Linked DNA regions of Homo sapiens: region 1 is linked to region 2. Evidence: read pairs that join two places in POLR2A ChIA-PET (ENCODE). Cell type or tissue: HepG2. All regions are shown on one strand. Each heading gives the region's core, and the rest is flanking DNA. Links, peaks and the distances in the headings are about the cores only.

Region 1 (5,387 bases), core at 307-5,306, 54 kb before region 2:
CCGTTCTATCAGTTTTTGTCTCATATATTTTGAGGCTCTGTTGTTAGGTGTATACATGTTAAGGATTATTAGGCTTTCTTGGAGTATTGACCCATTCATCATTATGTAACGCTCATTTCTATTCCAGATAAATTTCTTCGCTTTGTAGTCTGCATTGTCTGAAGCTAATATGGTTACTCATACTTTCTTTTGTTTAGTCTTAGCACAGCATGTCTCTCTCTCTCCCTATACTTTAATGGATGCAACTTTATATTTAAACTGGGTTTCTTATAGTCAACATATCTTTGGGTCATGTTTTTGCTCTACTCTGACAATTTTGGGCTTCTAATTTGTATATTTGGACCATTGACATTTAAAGTAAATATTGGTATAGCTCGATCAATATCTGTCATATTTGTTATTATTTTCTATTGGTTGCCCTTCTTCTTTGTTCCTATTATTGTCTTCTACATTTTTTTCTGCCTTTTGTGGTTTTAATTAAGCATTCTATGTGATTTCATTTTCTCTCCTTTATTAGCATATTAATTTTACTTCCTCTTTTTTAAACTTTTTAAAGTGGTTTCCCTAGTTTACAATATATATTTACAATTAACCCAACTCCACTTTCAAACAACACTACAGTGGTTCACAAGTAGTGCATGTACTTTAAAATAATGAAATGTCCCTAATTCCTTTCTCCCATTTTTTGTATTATTGCTGTCATTCATTTCACTTATATATAAAATACATAAATATAACTATATAAGCATACCTAATTGAATACATTGTTGCTTTTATCATTTTGAACAAAGTATTATTTGTTAGATCAACTGAGAATAGGAAAAAATGAAAAAGTTTATTTTACCTTCACTTATTCTTTATTTTATACTCTTTCTTTCTTTATGTAGATCTGAGTTTCTGACCTATATTATTTTCCTTTTTCTGAAGAACAACTTTTAATATTTTTTTGCAAGACAGATCCATTGGCAACAAATTCCCTAAAGTTTTGTTTGTCTGAGAAAGTCTTTATTTCTCCTTCACTTTTGAAAGATAATTTCAGAGGGTACAGAATTCTAGGTTGGTGGGTTTTCACCCTGAACACTTTCAATGTGTCACTCCACTCTCACATTTTGGCAGTTTGCCCTGTATCCTCACTTCTCTGACATATGTAAGAGGAGTTGCTAGTTTTTCCGTTTGTCCAGCTTTTTACTTGTTAGGATAGAGTGGCAACTTCTAAGCTGATTACATGCCCGAATGAAAATTTGAAGTCTAACTGATTCTTTAAATTTTTTTGGACTTTTTCTCTTGTGTTTCATTTTGGATCATTTCTATTGCTATGTCTTCAAATTTGCCTTCAATGTCTAATTAGCTATTAATTCCATCTACATATTTTTTATCTGAGACATTTTATTGCTTTCATCTGTAGGTGATTAGATTTGGATCTTTTTATATTTTCCATTTCAGTTCACTTTTTTCACTTAACTTTCTCTTAATTTTTATTTTATTTTATTAAATTTCTCTTAAATTTAATTTAAATGGAGAGCTTAACATTTCTCCACCTAACTTTTTGAACATATGGAATACACTTAAAATAACTATTTTCATATGCTCGACTGCTATTCTAATTTACATGTGAGATCTGAATTGGCTGTAACTGACTTTTCTCCTCATTTTGAGCTGTGTTTTCCTGCTTATTTCTCTACCATAATGTTTGACTGGATGGCAGGATATTGCTAATTTTGTCATGTTGGGTGCTTGATATTTTTGTATTCCTATATAAATCTTGAGCTTTGTTTTGAAATGCAATTAAATTATTTGGAAATTGATTGAATCTTTTAGACTTGTTTTTATGACTTATTAGGTGGGTCCATGACAGTGCTCAGTCTAGGGTTAATTATTCCTGCAACCAAGGCAAGGCTTTCCTGAGTACTCTACTCAATGCACTGTGAATGATGAGGTTTTCATGTCTAGCTAGGGGGAACAGGCACTACTATTGGCCTTGTGTGAGTGCCAGTCCACTTCTCTTTAATCCTTTCATATGTTCCTTTCTTGAATCTTGGGTAGTTTCCTCATAAATGTGCACTGATCTTTGCTGAATACTTGAGCGTGTTCCTCTGCAGAGCTCCAGGGGGACTCTCTGTGCAGCTCTCTCCTCCAGTATGTATAGTATGTATCCTATGAACTCTAGCTGCCTTGGTCTCCTTGTACAATGGGAGTCCTAAACTTAGGGAGTCCACTGGGTTCTGTCCAGGTTTTTCTTCCTTGTGCCACTGCCTGGATACTCTTTTATGGCAATAAGCTTGAGGCAATTATAGGGCTTATTTCATTTGTTTATCATATTTCATAGTCATTGTCTTTCACGATCTGATGTCCAATGTCTTGAAACCCATTGTTCACATATTTTGTCTATTTTGGGGGTTATTTCAAGTGAGTAGGTAAATCTGGTTCCTGTTATTCAATTCTGGTTGAAAGTAGAAGTCTCATTCTGCTTTTTATTATTTAATTTTATTTTTAACATTAAAAAAATTTGTTTTGAGATAGAGTCTCACTCTGTCACCCAGCTGGAGTGCAGTGGCGTGATCTCGGCTCACTGCAACCTCTGCCTCCCGGGTTCCAGCAATTCTTGTGCCTCAGCCTCCTGAGTAGCTGGAATTAGAGGCATGCTGCCACCATATTTGGCTAATTTTTTTGTATTTTTAGTAGAGATGGGGTTTCTCCATGCAGGCTCAGGCTGGTCTGGAACTCCTGGCTTCAGGTGTTCTGCCTGCCCCAGCTCCCAAAGTGCTGGGATTACAGGCATGAGCCACCATGCCCAGCCTCATGTCTTCTTTTTAAATGTAATTTTTCTTTTTTTGCTTTTATTTTTGTAGAAAGCCACGGAGTCACACTTGAGCTGGCACTACTCTACCATTTCACCCTCACTTGCATTTCTCCCAATCATTCACTTTGCCCCAGCCATGCTGGCTTTCCTTCTGTTCCTCCAACACATCAGGCTTATTCTCTCCCCTTGGCCTTTGCACTTGTAATTGCCTCCGTATGGAAATGTCTTCCGTTTGATCTTCACATAATGGGTTCCTTGTTCTTCACAGAGGCTGCCATTGACTATGCAGTTACTTGCTATTGTATCATTCTCTTTTATTATCTTCTTGTACTTATTACTATCCAAAGTGACTTTGTTCATTTATTTATTTAATAATTCATTTTCTTTTTCATCCCCCCAATTTCATTAGAATAAAAATGAGGCTTTTTCACTGTGCATCAAAACATGCTTTGCTACATAATAGTCAGAAATATGAGAAGTAAATTAATGATGATCAGATTTGCCTGAAAATCAGTCATCTTTCTTTTTCAAAGGAATTACATCTTTACTGTACTGCTGTACATTTATTTGTTTTCTACCTTCATCTGAATAATGGAGGGCAAGGGGTGGGGTAGGCAGTGTGTCTGCATATGTGTGTGTGCATGTGAGTGTGTGCAAGCATAAAACAAACCTTATCTCCCCGGCTCCACATGGCTTTAGGAGGTGGTTCTCCGCTGATGGGGATCTCAAGACGAAGCTTGTTTCCTGCAATCACTGTCACTGTGTTGTCAGCATCAAGACCATCCAGGATGATCTTAGGAGGATCTAGAATATTAAGCATAGTCTTTGTTATCAGACAGTCATTTCTGTGTAAATATCTGCACTAATGTTTGGCTAGTATGATGGTAGTAACCAATATTTTATCTAATCAAAAAGAATATAAGAGGAGTCAAGATAGTTGGTGCCTGGCACCTTGCAAAACCATTTTATTGTAAGGTGTTGGTATAAGTCACCAATCTTTCTGATTGGTGATTAATACCAATTGATGTATTTTTCCTTAAATGTCACTTAGTTTTGAATATATTATAATTCCATGGTAAGCAAAAGCAAACAAAAAAGAACACAACTATGCAATGAATTATTTTATCTACTCACCAATAACATGAACTTTGGCAGGCAGAGTAACATTGTAGGCATCAGGTGCAAATACATAATCACCTTCATCTTCAGTGAGGGCATTGGCTATCACTAACTTGTGGATCCTAAGGAAACAAGGAAAATGTATTTCTAAGACTCCAAAGATCTAGTTTATATATGACCCAAGCTGAAAAGACACTTGACCTTTATCTGATTAACTTCTTTAGTGCAGGAAAGAGAGGGAGAGAGAGAGAGAAAGAGAGAGAGAGAGAGAGAGGATGAGAAGCCTTAATTATCCTACTTATTGATTCAAATTAAATCTTTATTTTGGACTATATGGAATTATCTCCACAAATAGAATCTGCTTATTGTATATGCAGAGTCTATTATTCTTTTTTTTCATCTCATAGCTTTAAAAAGGCTAAAATAGAACATATCAATAATGCTATACTTTAAGATTCAAGAGATGCCAAGAATAATCTTGATTTTGGCTTTACATCCCAAACCCTAAGAACAATAGCTCTTAACTTTATTGGGGTCACAAACTAGTGAATATCTGATGGACACTATGAATCCTTTCTGTGTAAACAGTATGTATTTTTGTACACATAGAATTTTCTCACAATTTCACAGGAGTTATGGGGCTTCCTAAAGTTCATTTATGATACCCTAAAAGCCCATGAATTCAAAGTTAAACTCTTGCCTTAGATCTTTGCCAGATTCTAGGATATTATGTCCCCTACGCAAATAAAGATTTGTGGGAAGGCATTGTGACACTTATTGGTTAGAGACGGTTAATCCATTTGATCAGGTCCTCAATTAGAATTCAGTATTTTTCCTCTAACTTCATGTTTATTATTTATTTTAGAGACAAGGTCTCTCATTCTGTTTCCCAGGCTGAAATGCAGTGGTGTGATCTCAGCTCACTTCAACCTCCCCCTACTGGGTTCAAGCCATCCTCCCACCTCCCAAGTAGTTGGGATTACAGGTGCATGCCACCACGCCTGGCTAATTTTTGTGTTTTTTGTAGAGATGAGGTTTTGCCATGTAGCCCAGGAGCTCTTGAACTCCTGAGCTCAATTGATCCGTCTGCCTTGGCGTCCCAAAGTGTTGGGATTACAGGCATGAGCCATGGTGCCTGGCCTCTAACTTCATGTTTAAATGGAAAAAGAGTCAATGGATTTTGAATAGACAAAGTACCATAGTGTGAGGTACAGATACAGGATTATGAGTAGGACATGCTATACAACAGAGAAATCACACCTTCTTGCTAGTTGGAAGCGAAGAATCAGGAATAGATGATCTCCCTATGGCTACCCTTCAAATATCCTCACCAAATATGTAATTTAGAAAATGGAGAAAGTAGAAATGGGACCAAACCTCACTTGCGGGTCACCTGGCTCGCTTACCTTCCCTTGTGAACCACCTTTAGACGGTCACTCTCCTGAACAGGTAGGCCATTTTTAGTCCA
Region 2 (5,387 bases), core at 117-5,116:
CCCAGCACTTTGGGAGGCCGAGGCAGGTGGATCACTTGAGGTCAGGAGTTTGAGACCAGCCTGGCCAATATGTTGAAACCCTATCTCTACCAAAAAAATACAAAAATTAGCTGGGCGTGGTGGCGCATGCCTGTAACCCCAGCTACTCAGGAGGCTGAGGTAGGAGAATTGCTTGAACCAGGGAGGTGAAGGTTGCAGTGAGCCGAGATCATGCCACTGCACTCTGACCTGGGCGACAGAGCAAGACTCCATCTCAAATAAAAAATAAAATAAGATAAAATAAGCACTTTACCTGGTGTATTTCAGTTAATTCTTACTGAGACCCAAAGAGTTGATACTGTTTTATTCACATACAGATGAGGAAACAGAGGCATACAAAGTGTAAGTAATTCAGTCTATGGTGCAGCTGGAATTTGAGCTGTCTAGAATGTTCTACAAATAGTATAATTTTTTTTATGTCACCATGTTTAATAATGCATAATATTTAAGATGCATAAAGAAAAAGCCAAGACACATACTGTGTGCATAACAACCCTAAAGACATCTAACTCTAAACATGACAAAATGTAGAATTAAAAAGGACACATTTTGAGTTTTAAGTAGAGCATTCTGTTCCAAGATTCATTAAAATTTTTAGAAGGCAAACGATATCACCAGATGCAAGCAAAGCAATTTATAAAGAGTATTTAGGAAAGATTTGGACAATTTTAGAGAAGAAGAATACTTACCAAAATAGCTAAATACACATCAAAAAAAAAGAATAGAACAAAATCATAAGATCTAACATTTGACATATTATTAAATGTAATTTTAGACGCTGCCCTGATGTGCCAAATTGGCCTAAAAAGGATTCCTAAGGGAGTATAAAAGGGCAAGTCTTATCAAAGTGGATTTAGACTTGAAAGGCATAATGAAAGTCAGATTACAGTTAGCTTTTTGTGAACTCATTATAGAAAGAGAAATAAGTGTGAGATTGAATGATTCTGGTCTCCGCCTCTGCCAAATCAATCAATTCATGCCCCAATCTGATGGGACCTAAAAGTTTACTCTGAAAATGTACGTTAAAGCCCATAAATACTCTGTCCCATGAATGGGAACATCTTGAAATTTGGCCTGTGGTCCATCTTTGGGCTGTCTAAAACAAACATACTCTTTGTAAATTAAAACTGAGCCTATCCACACAGAGCAGAATTACGACAAGACAGTATGATCACTTTGACTTTGGGGGGGCTGTCTTTGTAAAAAGCTGCAAGGACAGAAGCCCTCTTCTTATCCAGTTATGAGATAATTTGCATACATGTAGAAAATTAAGTGACAAAGTCTTTTCTTCTTTTTCACAGTTTGGCTTTCCTTAACTGGTATGCTCTCAAATTTTAGGAAACCCCTCATGAATAAACAGTAGCTACTTCATGATTAACCTAACTCAGAACACTAATTCAGCTACTACCTTTCTGTGTATTTATTCAGTTTCCCCAGGATGCAGTACTTTGAACAAACCATGGATTCCAGAAAAGACATCTGTTTCCATCAAGAACTAACATGGAATAATAACAAAGAAGATGTGGCCACATGCTCTCAGGTACACACATGAAATTAAAATTTCCATACTTATGTTTGATTGCTAGAACTTTAATCCTGTTCTTTATCATCTAACACACTTAAGTATGTCTAGAGATGAAGTTTAGAATTACCACAGAACATACTGGCAGCCAAGAGTATTTTGTGTCTCTTAATATAGTTTTCATAGACTAATTAAGGAGCAGTGAAGATAAAAATAGTCATTATTAATTATAATCAAAATTCTTCTCTGTGTCCACAAACAGCCTAAAAATAATTTTTAAATAAAACAATTGCAATAATTTTAAATAAAAGTAACAAAAATGCTTCCTTGGACTGTAAAAACAATAGCAATAATTACACAGCAATCTCCTCTCACAACCATACAAAATTGAAAAGAAGAATGTATTTGTTTACAAAAGTATTGCAAAAATGTCATTTTGTATTTATTCAAGTTTTTAAAGAGACCACTTATTTATTTGTTTTTGTGTCCAAGCATTTTTTAAAAGCAACTTCAGTCTGGGTAGTTGACTTCAACATTCATGTTTGATTCGGGGATACTTTGAAATTGCTGTTAAAAAGGAAACTCTATGAATTGTGTGTGTATACAGAGCCTAAAAAAAAAAAAAAGTTTCAAGGCTGTGTCTCATGGCCAAAATAAAGTGAGTCATTGAGAGCATAAAGGATTGTAAGTTCTTCATGTTTTCCACCCTCCTGGATTCCTTAGACCAGCTAGTGAGTCTAACTTCCACCTTTGACCAGTCCACAGTCTCCCTTACTCCTGACTTCACTGTTTGAAAGGCCTGGGAACAAGAGGGAATTTCTTTAGATTTACTGGGTGAGAAGTAAGGATACAACTTGTTTTTCCAAAGTCTTTTTAAAGTGATATATTTAGGGCGCTTCAGAGGAAAGAATTGGCCAGTCCTTTATTTATCTTCCTAACAGGTGCAGTCGGAGCAGTCATAAAAGCAGGCTACTGAAAAAGAAGGATTCTGCCAAGTATTAAGCCCCTCTAGCACGCATTTGCCCTAGGGTATTCCTTCTTACAACACAGAGCTCAAATATATGCCATGAATCTCCAGCACAGCATGGTGGTTTTTCTCAGGAGGAAAAAATATGATGGCATTCGTTCATACAACTTCTTTATTTTCAATTGAAATCATCAGCTTGGCCTCGATGAACCATTTGAAGTCAAAAGGGAAACAATTGCCCTTGATAAACTATCTTTCCTCCTCCCCTATTCCTTTCTCTTAGTTTTCTGCATAAATTATTAACCTTTCCCCAATTTGAGGTAAGGATAATATTTGTATATAAGATGACTTTCCAAAGACAAATTGATTTCGGTGTTTGAAATAGGCCATTCACTCTCTTGCAGGTAGAAACTGAAGGTCAAAGAAGAGATATGAGAAGGAGTTTTCCCATCAAGGGAGGTCCTTTTCTGATGGATGACTAAGCCCTGAGAAATGCTTAGAAATAGGCAAGAGGGGATGAATGCTGCTCTACATTCAGGTAGCTTTTTGGCTTGGCAAAACTTTAAAATGTGATGAAATCTCTAGAGAGCAAGAAAAAAAAGATACAGAAATGGAAAAACCCTTATGGACCCCAACAACAACAACAACAACAAAACTGTTCTCTATTACCATGGTCCCATCTATTCCTATTGAAATGTAGACCAAGATGGATAAGATGAATATTGTATGTTGACACAGCAAAATAATCTGCAGTAACAAAGCCATGCCTTTGCTTCCTAAAGTTATCAGAATGGCACCTTAAAATTATGGTCATAAAGGAACCTGTGATTGGCCATACGTTTGAGTTTTCAAGAAGAGATCTTACACGGAACATGAGAAAACTACAGTGACTCTCTTGAGATTTTTCGAATGACACACAAGCACCAAAGAGGAACTTTTGCCTTTTCGGACAAGTTAAGTACATTAAATATAATAAGGTCTGATAAATCAGAAACAAAAAGTGAAATTCATGTTAAGGCCTCAACTCAGTGTTTTAGAAGAGAATTTTTCTGGGTTTTATAGTATCTGACAGTTAATAGGCCAGGCACAGTGGCTCACACCTGTAGTCTCAGCACTTTAGAAGACAGAGACAAGTGGATCTCTTGAGCCCAGGAGTTCGAGAACAGCCTGGGCAATATTGTGAGGCCCCCATCTCTACTAAAAATAACAAAATCAGCTATTAGCTGGGCATGATGGCATGCATCTGTGGTCCTAGCTACCGGGGAGGCTGAGGTGGGAGGATTGCTTGAGCCTGGGAGGCAGAGTTTGCAGTGAGCCATGATTGCACCACTGCATTCCAGCCTGGGTGACAGAATGAGACCTTTTCTCAAAAAGATAAAAAATAAATAAAAAATTAAAGGAATCCAGTTAACAGTTGTCGCAGGATGTTAAAGAATCAGGCTTTATGGTTTTAATCATTACATATTCCAGAGGTAAAATTCTGAGGAAATCATTTTTATGGGTTTAACAGCCATTCATACTATTCTTTAATGAACAGAGATTCTGCCACGGAAGAAAGGCTATTGCAATTGTCTAGTTTGAGGTTGATAAAATTTCTTTTTGACTGGAAAAGAGAAATTTCCAGTGAAAGGTGATTTCTTGGCCGGGCACAGTGGCTCATGCCTGTAATCCCAGCACTCTGGGAGGCAGAGGCAGGTGGACCACCTGAGGTCAGCGGTTCGAGACCAGCCTGGCCAACATGGCGAAACCTCGTCTCTACTAAAAATACAAAAATTAGCTGGGCGTGTTGGTGGGCACCTGTAATCCCAGCTACTTGAGATACTGAGGCACAAGAATCACTTGAACCTGGGAGGCAAAGGCTGCAGTGAGCGGAGACTGTGGCACTGCACTCCAGCCTGGGCCACAGAGTGAGATACTGTCTTAAAAAAAAAAAAAAAAAAAAAGAAAGGTGATTTCTTTACACAGTAGGAACCGGGGGCAATTAACTTTCGGGCACTTACTTGTACTCAATTAATAATTGATATATAAATGAATGTATCAAAGGCATCCTGGGAGATCCCCACAAATCTGAAACTGCCTACAACATCCTCCCAATTTGATCGGAATAACTTAATTGTACTAGGCCTTAGGTTCTGTAAGAATCCAAAGTGGTGTAAGGTAAGTTTTATCTGGAATAGACAGTACAAATAACATAGTTCTCCAAAGAATACATAATATACAATTGATGATGGTAGAAAGTAGAACAATGGGAAGTGGTTACTCCTTAAGAATAATACTTGCTTTCTCCAAAAGGGCTCACTGAGCCACCCAGCATATTCCAAGAGTCTAAACAAGGACCGTTGACTAATTACTTCCATTAGACTTCCTCTTCGAGATCCAAAGTTACATCTGTCCTTCCTCCTTCTCCTTAGAAGAACCAGCTCTCCCAAGATCTAAGAAGAAAACTCCCAGAATTAGGCCACGGTAGGCTGGGAAGTAGTTGAGTGAGACATTTTTTGTACCTTCAGGTGCTGAAAACTCAGCCTCTTTTGAGGAGTTGCCAGATCCTCCTGGATCCTAGGAGGGCCAAACCAGCTCATGTGTCCTATTAAGATTCACAGCAAGTGGTCATGGCCTTCCTGGGCATGGCTTTACGAGCTGTGGGGAAGAGTTCAGAAGACCCATATGGGCTGGAGGAGCCTGTTCTTTGGGAGGGTTTCTGCAGGTATTTTGAAATGATTCTGAAGAACTGGCTCTAGGCCATGTTTTATTTTTCAGAGGGAGGCTTATATGCAATCAAACTAACCCCAGTGAAAATGAAATCACAGTTAGGAGAAGAAGAAAGGACCAGAATAGTTCATGAATTGCCGTACTCCTTAC

Evidence for each region. ChIA-PET counts read pairs that join two places held together with the same protein. Peaks named below come from ENCODE experiments on the same cell type or tissue, not always from the same donor. Only the 100,000 strongest peaks of a DNase experiment are listed, where the experiment ranks them.
Region 1: POLR2A ChIA-PET joins it to region 2 with 10 read pairs; 2 of 35 experiments call an interaction of 5 or more read pairs at or near these places.

What each region holds. Positions count from the first base shown.
Region 1 is chr12:101,651,332-101,656,718 of GRCh38, reverse strand. MYBPC1 (myosin binding protein C1) reads right to left here. Exons shown (of 32, transcript NM_002465.4): 16 at 5,326-5,387; 17 at 3,935-4,041; 18 at 3,471-3,604. Among named protein-coding and RNA genes, the nearest start is that of CHPT1, 44 kb to the left of the region's middle. In HepG2, for the core only: no CTCF peak of the experiment used is centred there; a DNase peak (open chromatin) is centred at 2,998.
Region 2 is chr12:101,597,101-101,602,487 of GRCh38, reverse strand. All of the region lies in intron 1 of MYBPC1 (myosin binding protein C1), which reads right to left. It overlaps LOC105369938 (a long non-coding RNA gene), which reads left to right. Exons shown (of 5, transcript XR_001749279.2): 4 at 1,468-1,579; 5 at 2,933-3,934. Among named protein-coding and RNA genes, the nearest start is that of MYBPC1, 4.8 kb to the right of the region's middle. In HepG2, for the core only: no CTCF peak of the experiment used is centred there; DNase peaks (open chromatin) are centred at 2,237 and 2,957; H3K4me3 peaks cover 1,165 bases.